2 separate regions of the Homo sapiens genome follow, and region 2 is linked to region 1. Evidence: chromatin loops called from intact Hi-C (ENCODE). Cell type or tissue: Caco-2. All regions are shown on one strand. Links, peaks and the distances in the headings refer to the core of each region. The heading gives the core; the rest is flanking DNA. Region 1 has its middle 360 kb from the start of LINC00538. Region 2 overlaps PROX1-AS1 (PROX1 antisense RNA 1).

Region 1 (6,440 bases), core at 2,604-5,103:
CACAATATTACCAAGATGGGGGCTCTTAGGAAAATGAGAAGACATTTGCTACACTTCCTAGTGCGGCCACTCACTAATCCCAATTTTTATCTCTTTATGAAGAAATTAACAGTATATGCTTGGATAAAGCCTTCATCTCCCTAACATCCATCTCCTGTCACAACGGCCCCAATTCTTTGATAAAGATTTACTTTCTAATGAGGCCAAATCAATGGTTTAATTATATCTAAACTCAAACAATGAAGCTATTTCCTGATTTTAAAAAAACTAAATTTGTTTATTTGTAAAATTGTTTAAAGAAATTATATTCACTTTAGATAACCTGCCCTTTCCATTATTAAAAAAAACTTTAAAATGTGTTTCATTTCAACATAACTGGAACATAATAATATTTCCCCAGTCTGGGAACCAGAGAAAATCAGAAGGACCATCTTTTTATCAAAGATGAATGTGCTTCCCGCATGTGGGTTTGTTTCAAAGCACCAGGTTATTTCCTCTGAGAATGTCTATGTGTGTCTATCCTGTGGAAGGGAGGAATAGCCCCTCAGAAGGAAATTAGTTCTAAACCTGGGATTTTCCTCCTGCATTGGGAACACATTTATTTAATCAGTGAGTCCTTCTGAGAGTCTCGTGTGTGGGATCTGTCAGCAATGGAATCACAGCTCCAGCCTTCCCCTCCACGGGGCTTGGCCTCCGAGACCTCTCTGAAGCAGGCAGCTATGTCTGCCCATCCCTCCACCTTGAAACTCACTTCTGGCTTGGACTCCACAGCCTAGCTCCATCCTGATTTTGTCTTGCCTCTCTGCATCCCCTCGAGACAGTGTTATCCATATCTAGGGAAGCCTAAACAGAACGTCACAGAAATCGGTGCAGCGATGCTCAACCTCTGGGGAAATTCAGAAATCCCAAGGCCGTGTGAATCTAAGAGTGGTTCAAGGCCCAGCAGCATCAGCATTCTCTGGAGCTTGTAAGAAATACAGAATCTCAGGCCCTCCTCCGGACCTACTGAATCCAAAGTGGCATTTTAGCAAGATCCTCACAGCTTGGGTGCACATAAGGTTTGGGGAGCACTGCCCCTGGCTTCAACCCTGAGGTTCTAGTTAGGACCTAAAGTGACATTTTGGATTCTCCATCTCAAAAGTGCCTCCAGTGATTCTGCTCTGCCCTATGTCTAGGAACTGTGGTGTGACGCCCAGATGCATCAGCTTTGGAGTCCGGCAGACAAACCTTACAAATTTGACTTCGTCACTTATTAGCCAGACTGAGCTGGTGAGAAGTGAGCAAAAGGGACACAGATTGTAAACATCCAGGGAACTATATGCACTGAGGTCCCTCATAGAGCCTGGGGAATGGCCATCTCTGAGGCCCCTTCTTTCCTTCTATCCTTCCCCATCCATGCCATGTGCTTGACCCAGAAAACTCTGCCCTATCTCCTCTCTGCTTCCCAAGACCCAGCCATCTACAAGGTGTTTTGAAAATGCTGACAACTCAAGGCCCTCTCCGCCTCTTATTGCCTCCAGACCTATCATAGCCCCTTCCCTTCCCAGATGTAAGTTCCCTAAGGGCAGGGACTGGCAAAGCTGTTTCTGTGTCCCCTTCAGTGGCTGGCTCTGATCTCCATGCTGAGAAGATGCTCAATAAAAATCAGTTGAGTCAAATAAGTCTCGCAAGTTCCTTTAAAATATCTTTCCCAAAAAACCCTCCATTTTACAGATAGAGACAGGGAAGAAAAAGGTATTTCTATTTAATATTTGTCTACAAAGGCCACATCTGTACAGGCAAAAGCAAGTAGAATATTGAGGCCATTCGTCTATTCGGTAAAGCAATTATTAAACCAAAAACCTATAATTGGAAGACACATACGCATTTAAAGACTAATTTATTTAACGTATTCTGCTGTCAAGCCTGATAGTATTAATTATCAGAGTATGACATTATTTTAACTTTGGTTTCTGACATAAAGAGATATTTCATAGCATCTTTTCCTCATTAGTGCTGGAATAAAAGAAGTCCAATTTGGTCTGCCCCTTCTGGTTAGGCTGGTTTCACGGTGACAAGGAAGAGTAGATGGGATCAATGTGGAAGGGTGTTGTGCCCCTCAAGTGGTACAAGGGTAGGGCTGGGTTGCTCAGATTCATTAGATAATTTCTCACCCTCCACACCATTTGACCTGGGTCAATACATTCCTGACTCATTTGATAAAAAGTGGACAACTGCCCTGGGTGACTCACAAGCCAGATGAGACTCACCCAATGACCCAGAGGTCCTGTTTCAATTATAGAGGAAATGAAAAGTTCTTCACTGGCAAAGAATGAAGTGTTTCGTAGGGGGCATTAAAAAAACTGGTAGCACATGTTCTTCTATCCTGGACACAGAATGCCATGATTGCTACAACTCTCCTGCAAAAGGGGATGCTTCTTCAGGAACCATGAGGAAATGGGTCTCTTTTTCAGTTGGGACGTGGGTCCGTAACAAGGGCAGAATTAGACCCTCAGAGCTTTGGTCTTCTTATCAGGGTGGAATGCTCCCTTTGGTCAGTGACACCCAACTCTTTCCTTTTTTGAGCGATTACTGTGTGCCAGGCATTTCACATACACAATCTCACTTAATCTTTACAATAACCCTGAGATAAATACTATGAGTATCCCTTTTGGTAAATGAGAAAACTAGAACTCAATGAGGTTTAGTAACTTGCCCCAAATCATTCAAATAATAAGTGACAGAGCTGAGTTTCCTACACACCCAGGCTTCCCAGGTCTGCGTCATAACTAGCCTTCTTGGGTAAAGTCTCCAGCGTTTGAACAGTGTTACCTTCTCTTCCTTACTCCATGCCCTCCTAAGCAAAACTGTACAGGTTACCCCTTGCATTCCTAGCTCCAAGTCCAATTGCTTTCTAAGAGAGCCACTTCCCTTGCTCTTACATTTATCGATCAAAGAGCACAATGACTTCAATTAACTTCCTATGGAAAGGATTTGGGTGAAGTCTTTGATCTCCTTGAGGCAGCAGGCCTTAGATTTCTTTGTAGCCCTGCCCAACACTTAGAAAATGTCTCAAACTCACCTCGAGTTTCTCAATACCTGTTTGTTGAATGATTAAGTGAGGGAATGATGGCTGAATGCTATTCAGGTAGTAATTCCATGCTTCTGCCCTGACCACAAATGATCTATTTACTTGATTTTAGTGACTCCACAGTAGCTGTTATATTACCTCAGGGTAAAATTACTCATTTCTTGTTCCTAAGACCTAGTAATTTATATGCTGAACATGTAATAATCTATTATATCAAATACCAACTCCTATTGAAAAAAAAAATAGCTTGCTGCCGAGCATAACAGCCCTGGATACACAAAATGAGTACAGGTGACTTATGAGTTTACACAAAAGAGCCTTCTGTTCTGGATGCAGCTGTTTCAGAAAAACACAGCTAAGAGTATAGAAGGAAGCTGGGTAAGTAAATATTAGGAGAGGCCTTTAAAAGCAGCCTTGATCACTGGATCCTTAGGATGTGTTTGTTAGGCAAGGATGCCCTAATAATGCTTAATATTGAAACAACATTTACAATGCAACAGACAGGCAATAGGAAGGCTGTTTTTCTGAAAATGAGCAAGCGGAAACATGACAGACCTAAGGGAGAGCTAAGACCCACTAGGTTTTAGCTCACAACCTCAGACAAGTCAGCAAGGCACCCAACAGCAAGGAGCAAAGACCCGGGCATCAAATGGCTGGCACTGCCTGCCTGAGTACCTAGGAAAAGCACAGCCAAAGGGAAGTGAAAACTTTATCCCCAAGCCCAGGGTCCCTGACCACTCCACCCAAATGCTACAGTGGGAAGTACACTGGGGAGGGGGGAAGGGAGTTAGGTGCTGGTCGAGGGCACTCTGTGCTCTCCTTCCCACTTCCCTGGATCTCTCAGGCCTGATGGTGCTGCTGCAACAGTGGCCATGGCTGCTACTTCCCGCTCATGGTTGTTGGCAAGGCCCGTGACAATTTGCAGAGTCTGCCTCTCTCTCATCTTTTCTCCTTGACTCACAATTCCCTAAATCAGCACTTGAATATAGAGCACTAGTCCCTGTTCCCTTACCACAGTCAAGGAGAAAAAGCCCCAGCTTTGGAGTGAGGCCCATCTGGGTTTGAATGCAGGCATCATTATTTGCTAACATGTAACACTGAGCAAGTGACAATCTTGCAGGGCTTTTGCGTCCTCCTCTTTAAAATGGGCATGATATTGTTTACTGCAGAGAGTTACAGTTAAATGGTATGAGCCAGACTAAGAATCTAACCAAATACCTAGCCCTGGAGAACATTCTCTATAAATGGTAGTTCCCTTACCTGTTGGTCTGACTCTTTGTCCCCGCTAAGCTGCTCCATCTTCTATTGGAGTATAATTAGGAGCAGCTGGGAAATATCTGATAAAGTTTTACTTTATTCCATATGTCCTTGAATTGAATCTTCTGTCCTCGGTACTCCTCTTCTCACCATTAAGCCCCCTTCCTTTCATCTCTGGGGAAATCTGGAAACCAGAGGATAGTCCAGCCTCCCATGGAAAAGACTGGCACTAATCTGGTTAATGACATCCCAGAGCGATCTGTAGAGCAAATAACATCCTAGTTTGCCCAGAATTTTCCCAGTTCTAGCACTGAAAGTCCCATGTCCCAGGAAATACCTTATCCTAGGCAAACCAGGGCAGCTGGTTGCTCTATCTTTACAGTCAAATAGAAGGCTCATCATTTTTCAGATTTATTATTAACAGCAAGTGACTTAAGTAAAACTTAGTCAAAACTCAGCATGAGATACAGGAGTCTCATGTTCCTGCTGAGTGTTCTTGTCAGATATCAAAGTGTCACTTGGGAGTGGTCCCATATGGGACATCAAATGCTGTTCTTCCAGCCAGTCTGCAAGCTGGACCTGACAGGCAACTGGAAAAATCCAAAAGGCTCCTCAAAGACATACCCAGAAATAAAGTTATTACAGGACAAGGTTACTGACATTACTGACCCAGGCAGAGTAACTTTCCCAGGCCAGGGATGGGTTTCTCTAGCCTTGCAAGACAAGGGAACAAAAGCCTATACATTGGAATCATTCAAATGTTGGGAGAATCTCAACTCCATTACAATTACTAGCTGGTAAGACCTGGAGAAGCTGCTAATCCCTCTACACGTGTATTTCCTGCAATAATAATTCATATATTTTAGGGTTGTGAAGAATTAATACAATAATCCAAGTGAAATGCCTAACACAACTTTCATTTCTGGTATTGTATGGGATCAGATTACTTCAAGACTCTCCAAATATTAAACACCTAGAAAATGCTGAATAAGTTATAATGAACATTCTTTTAAAAGCAATAATTGGAAAGTGAGAGAAATTTCCAGAAACCCCAAACAAAGGGAGAACTGAAAACTAGAGTGGAACCCCAGAGCTGATACTGCAGCTGCCTGTGGGAGAGCTGCCAGATTATGTCACGTAAGGACTTAAGTGTAAGTGTCCACATGGAGTCGGGAGTTAGGTCTTGAGCCTACATGATACAAAGAAGTGAAATGCACATCCCATTTCCCCCCAGTATAAAGCCAGAAGCCTTGAAGCACCTCCTTAGATGTAGGATGAAATATACACAATCCACACTCAAACTCAGAAAGATGATCAAAAAGCTTAGCCGTCTCATACTAGGCTCTGGATGAGGGGAAAAAAATAGTCTCCTCTGATAACACATGATCACAGGTGTGACTTCATATGGGCTTGAGTTCAACTTTACTGTAGATGCATATTCTAGAAATTAATATAAAAAGTGACTAAGACCCATGACCTTGATGTGCCTGATAAAAACAAATGAAAAAATTTCTCTGAAGGGAAATAATGTTTCTCAAGCTAGAGGAGTCCTTCAGATAAATGTCCACCAACCATACATTACAATCCAAATTTATAAAAGAGCACATAAGGAAGCAATCCACAATGAGCAAAAGAGTCAGCAGACACAGCAAATAGCAGAATTTTAACTCCTGATAACATCCACTTAAAATAAACTATCAGAATTAAGCTAAAAATAAATGTTTAAAATGATGAAACATTTAAAAGAATCAAAAAGACAATACAACAAAATGACAATTATATTGAGAAAGGAATTAAAGAGAATTTCTAGAAACAAAAAAAAACATAGTCATAGTTATAGCATAGTTATAGCAGGCTAGACATAGCTGAAGAGAGAGTCAGTAAACTGAAAAATCTGAGGAATGAAAGATCTGAAGGTACCCGAATTGTAACACAAATTGAGAGCACCCAAATTGCAGAACAGAGAGGCAAAGAAATGTGAAAAAAGGGAGCAAAATATGAGAATGATAGGTTGAGAAATTTCACCCAGCATTAATAGGAAATCCAGAAGAGAGGAAAGGCAATATCCAAAAAAAAAAAAAAAAAAAAAAAAAAAAAAAAAAAAAAAAAAAAA
Region 2 (6,440 bases), core at 1,539-4,038, 410 kb before region 1:
TGCACATAGCGCTTGAATGCACGTTTTGCACACACCACGCCCGGGAACTGGCGGCGGGAAAAGTTCCCTGAGAACCCCAGTAAGTCCTGTGTCACGCCGTGGGCAAAAGCAGGCCTGAGTCGAAGTCGGGGTAACCCGCTTGCCGAACAAGGAAGCTCTCCCACCCCCAGCCTCGGCGGCAGAGGCTCCCGGCTCGCGACGCTCTGCCGCGGCGGTTCGCAGCCCGCATTAGGGCGCAGGAGCGGCGACTTGAAATAGGAGCGCGCGCCACGCTAGGCGAGCGAGATCGGTTCGCAGCCCAGCTCCGTGAGCTGCCTCGGCGCAGCCCTGTCCCGTGTCCTGTCCTCTACTGTCGGGGAGGCGTACAGGCCAGGCTCCTGGCAACCTCTCTTGCTAGAGCTGCGGCATTCTCCTGGGTCTCGGGCTGCCCTGGACAAGACTTGAGGCCCGAGCCCCCTATCTCGGGCGACTCCCGCTTTGTTTTCTGATAGGGGAGAAGCCTGGAGACAAGGAGTCGCCTAGATATTGGCTCCATCTCTGAAACCAGCCGCCAAGCCTAGGGTTAAGACAACTCCTCCCTCCGCCCCACTTCCAACACAACCCCAGTAACTTAGAAGTTAACGCAAGTTCTGACCGGTCTTGTAACACACTCTATCCGTGCAGGTTGCATTTACTTATTTATCTGAAGGGTGATCTGTGTGTTCTTAGACAAACTCGCAGTTATCACCCATGCATCTGGTTCTGGGTTAAATACACTTCGCCTTGACATTTGCTCGGTGTATGCTCACGCCTCCTGTTCTTTCTTAAAGCTGTTAGGTGGGGGCAGGAGGGAAGACAGTGTGTATAAGTAATTTAAAACCTTACAAACAACTGTTATCAGATCCTAAACAAACCAATTCTGAGAATTACAACCAGATTCAGTTGAGAGGCAAAAGTGGACGTGGATTTTGGAAAAGGGTGCCTAAGGACTTCCAGGTCAGCCACCCACCGCTACCACCACCACCACCGCCACCACTACCACCATCACTATCAGCACCCTGAAGAAGGGAAGAGAGGAAAACCAACCCCAGGGTGCAGGCCTGCCTGCTGCAAGCTTTCTAGAGGCAAAACTGACTGACGGCCTCTCACTCTCATCTCCTGTGCTCAGTGTGACGCCAAGCCCAACCTGGATTTGTTCTGAATGGGGGGGAAGTGAAATGCCACAAGATCAGTAGCAAGTAGCAGCTGCAGCGTTTTCTCTCCTGGGAACCCCACTGCTTAGAAGCCTCCTGAGTGATGTTTGTTTAACCAACAGCTTTCAAAGTAAACAGAAGCCAATCACTCCAAAGAAGTTGAAATATAACCCTTACAAGAATTTGGATCCAGGGGTGCTGGCAGAAAGAAAGTAATTTTTAAAATGATAAAGAACCCACTCCCAAATAAGAGTCTGCCACATTGCTTTAAGGAGCGCAGAATTGTCATGAAAATATAATTTCATCGAAAGGGCTAATTACAATAAGTTGACCTCGAAGAAAATCACTCTTCGCCCACAAAGACACACCCGCGGGGATGAGGAGGTTGTCAGTGATTGAAGGGACACACTACTACTTGATTTTATGGAAGTGGGCGAAAACAATCAAAGGGAAGTACATTCCCTGCCCTGGAGTAGTGAAGTGTAGGCTGGGAGCTCTTCGCCGCCAACCCTGGCTTTGCCTCAGGCACCGAACTTTCCAATACCAAGATATTAACAGATGGTGGTGAGCACATGGAGGGCTGCTACTTACATAATCTAGCCACTCCGCCCGGCTGCCCAGAGCCCGGCGAGGAACCGGCCAGGCCGCGCGCGCGCCTTCCGAGGGGTGCTCCCTGACATAACTTGCCTTTCTCCAACCCCACCCATCGTTTTGAGGGTTAGCATTTGGAGAGGCCGTGATTTAAAAAAACCAAACAAAAACAAAAACACCCAAAACATTGATTTGGCTGTGCTTTGTCTTCTTCAGTCCATAGTAGCGAAGAAGCTGGAAACCCAAAGGCTGAGAGAAACGGAGGGGATGCCTTCGGCGAGAAAGGGGTGCTCTCCCTACGTATCTGGGGGTTCCCGCGAGTGGAATTTACACAATTTACAACACTCTTGCCCACCATCTTTGGTTCAAATCCACATATCTTTTGCTGTCGCTTAAGTACAAAGGCAGTCTCGGGCCGCAACTCAAGGGGAGTGAGATGGGGTGAGGGTGTGAGTGTGAAGGGGACACCTTTGCACGCGGGGGCGCAGTGGGCAAAGTTACGCAAAGCCTCTGGGCACCGCTACACTTCCAAGCTGTGGCAGGGTTTTAAGCGCTCGATCCCGCTCGCAGGGAGTCCCTTTCGGATGTGTGGCCGCCTGCTGCCTTCACGCCCTCAGCCGCCTCCCAAGAGGCCCTGTCCCTCCTGGTGTGCCTGTGTACCTCCTCCAGTGTGCCAGGGCACGTGTGCTTCCCGAGCCTCCTCCCTGACTGCGACTCGGGACCGCCGAATCCTGCGAGGAATACGCCTGCGTGTGTTGGAAAAGTTTCGGGTTGGGCAGGAAGGCTGGGAATCTCCTCTCCAGGCACTCGGCAGGAGCGGGGCTTCCTCGCCCGCGGCTTCCTCCCAGTGCCCTCCTCCCTCCCCGGCCCGCCCTTCCTAGCCTCGGCCCCGCGCTAGGTGTCGCGGCCTCTCCGGCCAGAGAGAGCGAGCGCCAGATGCTGCGGCTGCCGCGGCGCCGCGCTCCGCAGAGGGCGCGCCCCTCCTGCCTGCGCGGCCAAGTGGGGGTCCAGGCCGCCCTGCTGGTCCCTCCTCGCTCTGGCCCCGCGGCACTTGCCTCTTCCCGGGCCATCGCAGGGGCTGCAGCCTCGCTCAGCTAGCCTGGGCTCAGTACACGCCCTGGACGCAGAGGGCAACCACCTGCTCCCGGCGCGCCGCAGAGCCGGGGAACGTCGTGGTGGCCGGGGGATTTCGGCCGCCGCCAGGCCTGCGCTGCCCCCGCGGCCTCTCCTCCCCCGCCGCCCGCCTGTTGCTGTGGGGACAGCCGGTGGACGCGCTCGACCTGGGAGGGGGGACTCCCTCCCGGGACCGCGGGAGGGGCGTGCACGTTTGAAGGGATGGAAATCTCCCTTTCTGCCCACCCCCTTTCTTTTGTCAATTACTCTAAGGATGTTTGGCCGTTACTCCCAGCTTCCCTCTCTTTGGTCTTTCACGTCAAGGATGTGAATTCGGGGGTGCTCCATTTTCAGGGGCTTTGGTGATAGGACTGAAGTTTTCCATATTGTCCATCTTACCAGAAGCTTTTATTCAGGGTGAGGAGTGGGCTAGAAATAAGTAGGTGCCTGCCTGACGCAGCGAAAAGAGAAGGACGCTCCCAGTTTGGATGCATTTGGAGAGAGTAACTGGAAAGTTGCATTTTGTTTAAATTAGAGCAAGATGAAGTTGAAAGCCAGATTTCTATATTTTTTCTGGTAATATTTCTTTTATGAAGTATCTAAGTGTCTGTTTGTCATCATTTTGAGATCAAAAGGAAAATCCATATGCTGTATAGTTTTTCGAAATTGCTATTTAAATATGTTTTAAATGTTTTGTCCAACGTGGAGTAGGCTGCTTGGAGGCAAGGCTGGTGACAGGAATAGCGGGATGGTTTGATGTGGAGTGGTGCTTCCGAAGACCTGACGAATCATCGGAATCACCGAAGGGGTGTTTTGTTGTTGTTGTTGTTGTTGTTGTTGTTGTTTTAAATAAAGATTTCTGGGCCCACCCCAGTGAGGTAATCAGAAGAAGGACCTGGGAATCTGGGGGTCACCCTGTGTCTTTAATTACTGCTCAGCTGGTTTGTTACTGACTCTGTGACCTTCAGTGTGTTACTTAATCTGTTTGAGACTCAGTTCTTTTTATCTGTGAAGTGGGGATAATATCCAAATCATAGATTTATTGAGAGACTTCTACACGACTAAACTTGTTCAGCACATGACTAGTGCTCAATACTTGGAAGGTATGTTGCCCACAAATGAGTGCTGTGTACACTCGAGCTGACATGTATTCTTATAAGGACCTGTCCCTATCCCCAACGTTTTGGTGAAGCCAGCTGGACTGTCATGGGATATGTATGTGTATGCACATTTTAGCTCATGCATAGTTGTCACCTTTACATGCTTTCCCCTCCCCCGTCTTTTAGGCCATAAAATAAATCAGAATTGGCACATTTGGAAGCTAGGCCCTGTGCTTTTGGACCTAGAACTGTCCATCAGGCCTACTGGCAAAGGGGGGAATTTACCAATCTGAAGTCTACTTCCTCCTCCACCCCACCCCCACCTTTTTTTGGCCCGTTCACCCTCCCTGTTTTATAGATGGCAAGCATCTCCTAAAGAAACCGCTGGTCAGACCAATGAAACCACAGGACAAAGAGTTCTCTTCAAAAGGGAACAACAAGAAGGAGAGAAAAAAAAAAAAGACAACATTCCTAGGTAAAACAAAAGCAAATGTAGATCATATGTTATATGTTTTTACATGTTTGACTCAATAACCTCCCCCAAATCCATGTAAATTAAAATATAAACTTTCATAAAGTTATGTTCAAACCAATGAATAGAAGCATACCCCAAGGTGATTAGGGGACAGACAGCCAAGGACAGCTGTGAGAAGGGAAAGGAAGCTGGGCAGGAAGGTGCCATGCTCGGCTGTGACTGCAGAAGTGGGGGGAAGAAAGCCAAGGAAATGGAACGGGCTGAAGCAGCAGACAACAGCTCAAGAGGGCTGACAGTTTTTCAACTGCAGAGGCCTGTGAGCAGCTTATTAAACATCCCGAGAAAGGTGTTTTGCTGGTACCCTCAAAAGGCTTGAGATAAAGTAATCGTAGATTCCCGGGGGCGGGGGGAGTAAAGAAGGGATTGCCAGCGTGGGGTGTCGGTGGGCCCAGCCCCTAGTGAATGGACCCCAGGGGTCGGGGTGAAGGCACTGCACTCTCTGAATGAGGGAAAGAGGAAGCATCACCCCTAGATGCCTGTCCTCCTGGTGTCCGTGGTCTTTGGGCAAGCGTGGAAGGTTCCTGCTCTCTGGCTACTTTCTCTGTCCCTGTTTCCTAGGTGGAAAAAGTCCGTAACTTTAGGGGACAAAAACAAAGGGCGCCCCCCAAAAACTAGAGAGAAACATATTTGGGGTCAAACTGTACAAAAATGGATGGCAACTTCTGGCTTCTCCTCCCCAAGCACCCTCCTAGTGGAAAGAGCTCTATTCCCTACACTTGTAGGTGGACAGGGGGCAAAGGCCGAGAGGCAAAGGGTGTTGGTGGGTGAGTTGGGGGAGAACGGGATGGGGAGGGCTGGGGGAAGTGTGTCTGCAGAGTGTGAATGGGCGGGACAGGGGTAGTGTGTAGCTGTGTGTGTGTGGGAGGGGCAAGGGAGTGGAGTTGGGGGAGCGAGTGTGGGTGGGCTCTGTCGGGGGAACTTCGAACTGGGGGCGCGGGGGAGGTGGGTGGAGGGGAGTTGGGTGGGCGAAGAGCGCCAGTTTCCCCGGAGGAGGCCCGGGAAACAGGCGGGGAGGGGGCGTGTGGAAGCGTCGTTTGAAGGGCGGAGGGGCAGGCCGGAGAAAAGGCCAGGCGGGAGGCTAAATCTGGCAGGGGCTCCAGCCCGGCGAAGGCCGACGCGTCTCGGCTTCCTCTCGCCTAGACTTTTGAAGCGGCTGGCTCGCTAATCCCGGGTTGGCTGAAAGACTTGGACCCGCAGCCTCGGGGGCCCTGCGTCCCGGACTATCTCCCGGGGGGCGCTATGGGTAGGGAAGCGGGGCTGCCTTGACTCTCAGTGCGGGTCCCCGGCGCCCTCTCAGCCTACTGGGGGTGCGGGCTGCGCCTCGGTGTGTGCCCCCCTTCAGCGCCTCGACAGCGCCCCTCACGCTAGCTTCCTACTTCCTCCCAGCTCCATCTTCCTCCGTCCCCTCCCTAGGCCCTGCTGCTCCTTTCACTCCTCTGGGTCCCTGTTCCCTGCCCCACCGTCCTTTTCCCACCACCATCAGGCGAGTTCATCCCCTTCTCTCTCCATTGCTAATCTTCTGATGGCGGTGCTGGGGAGAGCGGGAGGGGGTGCTTAACCCAAAGTGGACTCAAAGAAAACAGAATAATTCAATTCATCGGATAATTACTGTTTGCAAGACACTGCTAAGCACGACAGTTGGTGACCCTTTGAGGGAGCAGAGTGGACCGAAGGATTTTGGTTCTGACCCAATATGGGCAGTTATGATCGGTGTTTGATTTAGGCAGATCTCGGAAACCTCAATTAGAAACTCTAGTCTAGAAGGATCTGGACGAGGGGCAAAAGTGTCAACACCTTCTTCTCTCCTATTCCAAAGTGATCTTTCCGTGGGAATGCGGCAAGGAGTCAGCAGGCATAGTGAAAATGGGCGGCGATGGATACTCCCAGCACTTGCTGAGCACTGCTACGCCTCAGGACTGGGACAGGTGC

What was found. Hi-C counts contacts between places; a loop is a spot of excess contacts. Peaks named below come from ENCODE experiments on the same cell type or tissue, not always from the same donor. Only the 100,000 strongest peaks of a DNase experiment are listed, where the experiment ranks them.
Region 2: it touches region 1 in a loop (7-fold over the local background); 13 of 110 quality-filtered maps call a loop at or near these places.

Annotation. Positions count from the first base shown.
Region 1 is chr1:213,566,447-213,572,886 of GRCh38, reverse strand. It overlaps a transcript of RPS6KC1 not described here. Among named protein-coding and RNA genes, the nearest start is that of LINC00538, 360 kb to the left of the region's middle. In Caco-2, for the core only: no CTCF peak of the experiment used is centred there; no DNase peak of the experiment used is centred there.
Region 2 is chr1:213,979,307-213,985,746 of GRCh38, reverse strand. All of the region lies in intron 1 of PROX1-AS1 (PROX1 antisense RNA 1), which reads left to right. It also overlaps a transcript of PROX1 not described here. Among named protein-coding and RNA genes, the nearest start is that of PROX1-AS1, 3.6 kb to the left of the region's middle. RefSeq lists enhancers at 922-1,607, 1,608-2,294. In Caco-2, for the core only: no CTCF peak of the experiment used is centred there; a DNase peak (open chromatin) is centred at 2,646; H3K4me3 peaks cover 1,261 bases.